Linked DNA regions of Homo sapiens: all the other regions are linked to region 1. The links are chromatin loops, found by intact Hi-C in ENCODE. Cell type or tissue: gastrocnemius medialis. All regions are shown on one strand.

Region 1 (2,500 bases):
GGCAACACTGCCAAGCCAACTCAGTTCCAGACACTTGTACTCTTGTATTTGAAAAGTGGACATATGCCATTTGGGGTGTAGACCACCCAGGTTGCTTTAGTCTGAGACATAAACTAAAATTTTAACCCTGTGACCTTTAGAGTGAAAAGGTTGGGTAATTTTATTATTTAAGATCTTAAAATTTCACATTATTCCTATAGGTTTTGTAAACTTGTGTCCTGTTGCCCTGTTACCTCTCCAACCCTCTTGCTTGTTAATAACCACTGACTGACAGACTTGCTTTTCCATAAGTTTAAGCTTTTATCACTGAGAGCCCATCTGTTGCCATCCCTCAGAAAGTCAAGTACTTGTGTAGATGGAGTGCATGCACAGAGTATGTTCCTGAAAGTATCTCATGTTTTCAACATGAAATTTTCTGTTTCTAAGACCAAGTAAAGAAAATAATTTGCTTTTACACCCGTTAGGGGAGCAAAATTATGTGTGGTTAAAACCCAGCGGAAGGCAAAACAAGCTGAGACTCTAACTCAGGACTACATCATCACCCGTAAGTCGTTAACATGCCTCTCAATCATGCATCTCTCTTCTACTCTCATGTGGTTTTGATTGCATAGCTTTAGAGACAGAGAAAGCCCTCAGAATTCAGGCATATATTACAAAATTGCCCATTCATGTGGATAGGACTACGAGTCATGTAACAGCTAACCTCTGTGGCTTCTGTGACTCATCACAGGGACAGGGTTATTTCATGCAGCTTTCAACCCAAAAGGGAAAAGCCTGTTCGAGTCCAATACATTACTTTATAGCAGTTTTTTCAAGAGTAACAGTCTATTCCAAGTGTGAACAAGAAAGAGTGCTGGTCTTGGAATCAGGAGGCCTGGGTTTGTCCAGTTCCACCACTGAGTGGCAATGTGATGTTGAACAACTTAACTTTTAATCAGGGAAGTGTGGCGACCAGAGGAAGGGTCTCTTCCAGCTTTCTCTGAAATTCTATGACCATGTGCTAGACTGATCCACAGGAATTTGTATATAAAATTAACTACCTGGGGTATGAGTAGAAAGCTTACTAGGGCAGAGTGGTTTCTCTCACGTATGTCACACAACCTCATTAATCTGGCAGATGTGTGTTCCCAGAGCCACAATCTCAAACCTGCAACAGGTGACAGCTAGGAAAGAAATAATGGATGCTACAGCGATTATCATTAGTGGATGGCCCTGTGGACTTTATCAGTGACTCAGTCTGGAGCCCAGGGGGCGCTGTACTGCTGGGTTTTCTCACTGGTGGTGGGTCTCATATGAGACCAAGTCCCTTGGAGCTTATGACCAGTAAAGAGATCCCATGACACTTTTTGCAAGAGTAGAAGTGTTAAAGTCAGTGTCATAACTAGTCTAGCTCATGTAATTACATGCGGCCTACTTAAATTCCTCCAGTCGTTTGAAGTGAAAAGCTATTTTCCCCCTCCTAAAAATACTGTTGTGTTGTGTTGCCCAACTGAGTGACGGGTGGCTATGTTTCTCAGCTCCCCTGACTCAAGGCAGGCATGTTTTACTGGTGAGTGATATGGTCTGGCCTCAGTTGGCAGTATAGGTAGAAGGTAGGAGGGGATACTGGAAGAGGTTTTGAGGTGTTATAGACATTTTATTGATATTATAAATTCCCTTTAACCTTTCCCTTCCTTCCCCTGGTCCCCCGGGAAAAGTTTCTTTTAAAGGGGGTTTAATCTGCACGTAAGAGTCAAAAGAAACTGCTAGTACTTTTCTGGGGCAAAAAAAGGGAGTTATTTAATACTTCCCCTAATAACTCTTTCCTTTTCCCCTAGAATATTATACTGTTTTCCTTTTTAAATTCTTATAATCTTTTATATTCTGAAATTTAATTTTGACATTGAGTAAACAGTAACAGCAATTGAACGCATATTACTTTGGTTTTTATTTTCTTATTTTGCTACCATATAGCAGGAGGGATAAGGCCCCATTAAGTCCCCATGCCAAGAGATTTAGGCACCTCTTGCATTCATGGCAACCTTTATCCCAGTTTCAGTGGGATAAGTGTTCCTCCCTTCCGGTTACTCAGTGTTGTCAACTCCTCCTGAGAGGTGGTCACATTTCAGAAACGTGTGAAGTGATTCCAGTGTTTATGAGACATCTGAGGAAACTTCAGGGCTGACAGCAAGCTGTTGGCATTATTCACATTTGGGTCCTGTAAGAAAAAATAAGAGGCAGTCCCAATATGTGTTTCTTTTCAAAACCACGGTAATTAAGTTTTAACTGCTACCCATGGTTTGGGAGATGGGGAGCCTCACCGATGTTTCCATGACAATATTTGACAGTATTTCCTGAGTGCTGTTAGCTGCCAGGAGAGGTGACCAGTGAGTCTGGTCTCAAGCAAAATTGGCTAATTGGTTACAGTAAGACTGTCTTTTATTATCAGATCAAGACTGTCATTATGACTTCCATTTCATCTTTCAGTTAGTCATGCTTTAACTATGTTTTTGGATGGGAA
Region 2 (2,500 bases), 440 kb after region 1:
CAAATGAATTAAGGTCCAGTTACATATAAAAGTGATTATGATCAGCGAAATGTCTGCCCAGAGTGGCCTCCCAAAAAAAGGGAAAGATTCGAGGCTCTGACACTCCCCTTTGGCCATCTTAGGGCCATGCACTGTACAATAAAAATGATCCCATCGACAACTTTCTAAAACATACACTGCCTTCAGATTTTACAGCTCCAGGTCCTCTGGCCCCCATGGAACAGATAAACAAATAGCTTTCCTCTGTTGGGGGAAATTATTTGTTTTCTGTCTTCATCCAACGAGATTTCTTTTAGAGAGATCTGATCTCATCCTTGTGAGAGCTTCCTATTTCACCTCTCCAGGCATCTGGCTTTCGCTTGGAGGCAGGCGACTTCTTCCAAATCCTGACATTTGAGGGGCAGGACTGTACGTCATCTTTGGGATTCTGGAAAGGCTCACGGGGCGATTCTCAGGATAGTGTCTGTGTGGACTGTATTTTCCCCTCAAATCAGGAAAGCAGCTCATGGAGTAGGCACTGCATGGAGACTCATAAAGTTAAATCAGACCAGGGAGCAAAGAAATAAAGGCCATCTTCCTCTGTTCTCAGAGTTTCTAATGTAACTCAGGGGCGAGTAAATATTCCTAAGGACACATTTAATTATCGAAAGTTATCTTCTCCATAAGTTAATGGATACAAAGAAGACCAAGAGAACAAGGAGGAATTTAATGGAAAGAGTAATAGAGACAAAGAGGCAGGGGTTTACCACCAAAGAAGTATGTGATCCCGTATACTTCTCTGCCTCTTTCTGGTGCTGGTCCCCACAAATATAAAATCTAGAATATTCTGGACTTCTATGACAAATGGCAAAAGAGTTAGGGGAGATTCGGGAAGCTTTCCTCGTTTCCACCAAGGTTTCTAGAACAATTATTACAAAGCATAACCAGTCTGGGCCCGAGGGGGACAGTGATGTAGTCCTCCCATGAGGCCTCTTACTGGGGATTTTTCCAACCTGCTGTGCAGAGCCCAAAGCTGATGAGGTCAAGTGTGCTCAGCCTTTTGATATGGTTCTCGTTGGGGTGGAACCAAGTCGACAAATGGTCCAAGAATCTCTCCTAGATGTGACCTCTGAACAGAGCCCGAGGTGGGGTGGTGAAGGCGGAGAAATGCTGCCCCACACGGCAGAAGCCAGCCAACGCCTGCTGCCCCACCACCCGCCAGGCCATGGCCCTGCTGCCCTCTGAGACAAGCCGACCTTGGTAGTCACCCAACTTGCGAATCTTTTGAGCTCTTCCTGTCGCCATGCCCCGCCCATCCCATTCCACCCTCTCCTCTTTTTTCTCCTCCCTGGCAGCCACTCTGTTTTCAGATGTTTATCCAGAGTCAGGTCCTCAGTGGCTGTGGTGAGGCCTGGGGGAGGGGAGTGCCCTAAAAGCGGGGTTCCTCTGGGCTTCTAGGGCCCATCACATGGATGCCCACGTGTGTGTGTGTGTGCGTGTGCACATGTGTGCGGGTGTATTTCACTGGTTGACCGTGGTCTGTATCTCTGGCTTGCAATGTCATTAGTCCTAGATGAGCCCATGTTGGATGCCTTTTCTGGGAACACTGGTATCATCTGTGCTCTGAATGCTCCATCTCAGTGGTCTCAATTTGATCAGGATATCCGGATTTTGTAACATCATTTTCTAACTGTTCCTCCGACCCTGATTCCATCCTTCAGAGCTCTGAGGACATGTAACTAGAAGCCACTCCAATTACGCTCCCCCTCTGTGGTGGACCCGTGTCACCTGCCGCCCTGGCATCATCACCCAGGCATGCACTGTCACACTCCCAACCGGAATGTCAGCTTGCTGTTTGAGATTCACACTGACACTCGGTCCCCAGAGGGCTCCTCCTGGAGCCAGGGCGGCCTGTGCTTGGGAACACATAAAAGCACAGGAGTCCCCTCGCTTTTTGGCAGCACTTCAAGCACTAGCCCAATGAAGAGATCTTGACAGCATACTTGTAAACTCCACAGGCCCCAAGGGCTCAAACACCACGATATTTATGCTCACGGGTGGGGAGCCAAAACAGTTGGGTTGTTATGCAGACATGGATCTCTTACCCAGACCAGCATTTCTGACACCTGTTAATTGGCATTTGAAAGAACTGAGTCGAGGCGGGTGGGGGACTCCGGAGCTGCTGCCAACCTGTACCTGAACCGCGGGGAGTCCTGCAAGGTTTTGGCCCCTCCAGCTGGTCAGAGATTCCCTGGAGAGATGAGAAAGTGAGTCCCAGGGTTGGCAGAAAGGATCATCAGAGAAGGAAGAAAATAGGAAGGCGGGTGAGAAGAAAAGTAAGAGACCAAGAGGGAAAGAAAAAACTAGACAGGGTGGGTATTTTTAGATTTGCTAGTGCAGAGCTTTGTGCCTGCAGCACAGGTCCCTGCCTCTGCAGCACCAGTTCTGCTGGCCCAGGGTGGGATATGCCCTTCTTTTCCCCTTCCCCCCTGGGGCAAGAACTCTCACCTGCCTTTGAAGG
Region 3 (2,500 bases), 89 kb after region 1:
AGGCGGTCGGGACCAGTATCCAAGCTCCTCACCCAGTGCTCTTCCACCCTTCTCTGCAGCGCGGATTTCAGAGCTGGAGGCCAACAGCATGGCCTTCCCTCTGGGGATCGCAGTGAGGGGTGGCGCGCACTCAGGGCTGCAGACCAGCAAAGCACCAGCCCAAGAAGGACGGGGGAGCAAGGTGCAGGCGCCCCCAGGCTGCTGGGGACTTCCCAGCTCTCAGCACATTCTCCTTTTCTTGGTTAAGGAAGTTTCTAAAGTTGACCACTGGTTAATCGTTTTGTTATTCATGCTGAGCAAGAAACCAGGGTCCAAATACCGTGTGTGTGTGTGTGTGTGTGTGTGTGTGTGTGTGTGTGTGTGTGTGTTGTGTGTTTGGGGAGGGGTGCCCTCCCAGTAGGGAGCTGCCCAGTAGTTTCTGCCTCTTATTAATCTCTAGTACAGCTCGTGACTCACCATGAAACTCACAGGAACACGCAAGATGGCCCAAAATAGTTTCCAGGGTGGTCACCAGGTGTGATGAGAAAGAAGACAAAACAATGAACCCATGGATCCATGGTCACGTCTACATGGGGAATTCTGCACACGACACCCTCCCCTGGACTGTGAAACAATCATTGGCCCAATAAAGGCTCTGATAAGCTCTACAGTTATATTTTAAACCTTAAAGCATGGGTTGATGCTATTTAACTCAGTATTTTCCAAAGTTATTTGATCAGAGAACCATCCTGTCCTCCTCCCTTTTTTTTTTTTTAAATTTGAGGAGCATCTCACTGGGTAAGTAATCCTGGACACACTTTGGGAAAATAGCTCTAAAAAGGGAGAGGAGGTAAGCAGGAGTTTTACCATCTTATGTTCCCGCTCCAAGTCACTGACTTTGGACTGGAATTTTGGCTTGGAGAAAACGCAGCTGGCCTCAGCACCACCCTGGAGCCTCTTCCAGCCAGTCCTGGCAGAAGGACTCTGAATGCCTGAACCCACAGGTTGGTACCCGTGACTCCACCAAGTCTCCACGCAGGGACGGCGTGCATCGGGAAGAGGGGGCATTTCAGGCAAAGGCTAGTGCAGCACAAATGCCATCCATGGGGCAGCCTAGGCTGGGGCCATGCAGAAGAGCCATAGAGCACCATGCAAGGCCGCCTTTTGATAGTCACAAGGCAGTCTGTGACGTGACTCAGTTTCATACAAGCTGCTTCTTCTGCCTGGGACGCTCCTGATCTGTTGGCACTGTTTCTTAACTTCGGTCTTAAAGTCATTTCTAATTAAAGCAAGCTCCCCTGTTAGTGTCTATATTATAGGATCCTGTTTGTATTCTTTTAGCGTTTCTCAACACAGGGATCACTACATATTTTACTTTTTTGAATGTTGTCTGTCTCCCCGCAAATAAAATAACTCCAGGAGGACAGCGGTTTTTGCTTTGGTCACCATTAGAGCCCTGGTGCCAGGAACAGTGCCTGGCACAGTGTAGGCACACCATAAGGGTTTGTTGAATGAATAAGAACAATTTTGCAAGTTTTGTCCCTCCTGAGTGGGTGATTGGTTGCTGGGAGTTGATAGGCAAGGCCACTGACCATCCAGTGGGCTGTGTGGTAAGAAGGGGGTGATTCCTAAGAAATACTTGTGGATGGCTGCCTGGCCCAGTGCATGCAAGGAAGTACAGAAGTACAGAGAGCAATAGAAATGAGTTTTTATTTGTAAAAAGTTACAAAATGATATTGTACAAAAATAAAGTCTGTAGAGAACTTTGGTTTTATAACACAAACGACCAAGACAGATCAGAGAAGTCAGAACTTCCAAACAAGTGCACTCCTTACGGTATCAGATGGTGATCGCAATGATAAAGAAAAATCACAAACTTTACCCTTTTGTGGATTTGGTGGAGCAACTTGCTTCCATTAAAACCTGCTTGTGGTGTGTAGGTGATGCCGGGAACGAGCTATTGACACCCCTTGGATCCTACAGCTTTTTTGGGCAGGGACTCTCCATGGGGAGTTGTTGGGGGGGGTCACTGAGGTTGAAGCCTGGGAACAGTGGCCATCGCACTGCCAAGGTTCTCTGAATGGGACAGATGCCCCTGGGGCCACATCCAAATTGTGCTCCACGAATGACTGGATGGCTGGGGTTTGTCACTGTTTCGAGCAGTCTGAATTCTCAGCAAGATCCCAAGACAGTGTGAGAGGGAAGGCCTTTCCTCCATTTCCCAGGCGAGCAAGGGGAGCAGAAAGGACAGAGAAGGGCAGAACCATGAAGAATTTGGGTATTTTGGGGGAAGGGGATCAGATGTCTGGTAACTGCTGCTTCTTGTTACTATGATTATTTGATGGAGGCCAGTATTTCATTTAATTGCTAAATCTGTCATAGTTTTATACTAGTAGCCACTAAGGTAGGTAGTAATAGATTATCTCCTTAATGAAAATCCCTTTTATGAAATGCGTAACAAGCTGTAATACAGGGCCTAGTGTGTCATACATGTGTTGGCTGCCCGATAAATTCACAATCT

What was found. A loop is a pair of places that touch in the nucleus more often than their neighbours do. Peaks named below come from ENCODE experiments on the same cell type or tissue, not always from the same donor. Only the 100,000 strongest peaks of a DNase experiment are listed, where the experiment ranks them.
Region 2: a loop joins it to region 1, with 10 times the contacts of the local background. A loop is called at or near these places in 3 of 110 quality-filtered maps.
Region 3: it touches region 1 in a loop (8-fold over the local background); 4 of 110 quality-filtered maps call a loop at or near these places.

Annotation. Positions count from the first base shown.
Region 1 is chr5:37,722,391-37,724,890 of GRCh38, forward strand. WDR70 (WD repeat domain 70) reads left to right here. Exons shown (of 18, transcript NM_018034.4): 15 at 465-544. Among named protein-coding and RNA genes, the nearest start is that of GDNF-AS1, 120 kb to the right of the region's middle. RefSeq lists an enhancer at 1,642-2,500. In gastrocnemius medialis, a CTCF peak has its summit at 1,237; DNase peaks (open chromatin) are centred at 1,251 and 1,511; H3K27ac peaks cover 1,865 bases.
Region 2 is chr5:38,165,835-38,168,334 of GRCh38, forward strand. All of the region lies in intron 2 of LINC02107 (long intergenic non-protein coding RNA 2107), which reads left to right. Among named protein-coding and RNA genes, the nearest start is that of LINC02119, 19 kb to the left of the region's middle. In gastrocnemius medialis, a CTCF peak has its summit at 1,187; DNase peaks (open chromatin) are centred at 1,207 and 1,817; H3K4me3 peaks cover 667 bases; H3K27ac peaks cover 2,500 bases.
Region 3 is chr5:37,811,006-37,813,505 of GRCh38, forward strand. GDNF (glial cell derived neurotrophic factor) reads right to left here. Exons shown (of 3, transcript NM_000514.4): 3 at 1,672-2,500. Among named protein-coding and RNA genes, the nearest start is that of GDNF-AS1, 28 kb to the right of the region's middle. In gastrocnemius medialis, no CTCF peak of the experiment used is centred here; DNase peaks (open chromatin) are centred at 1,086 and 1,520; H3K27ac peaks cover 1,168 bases.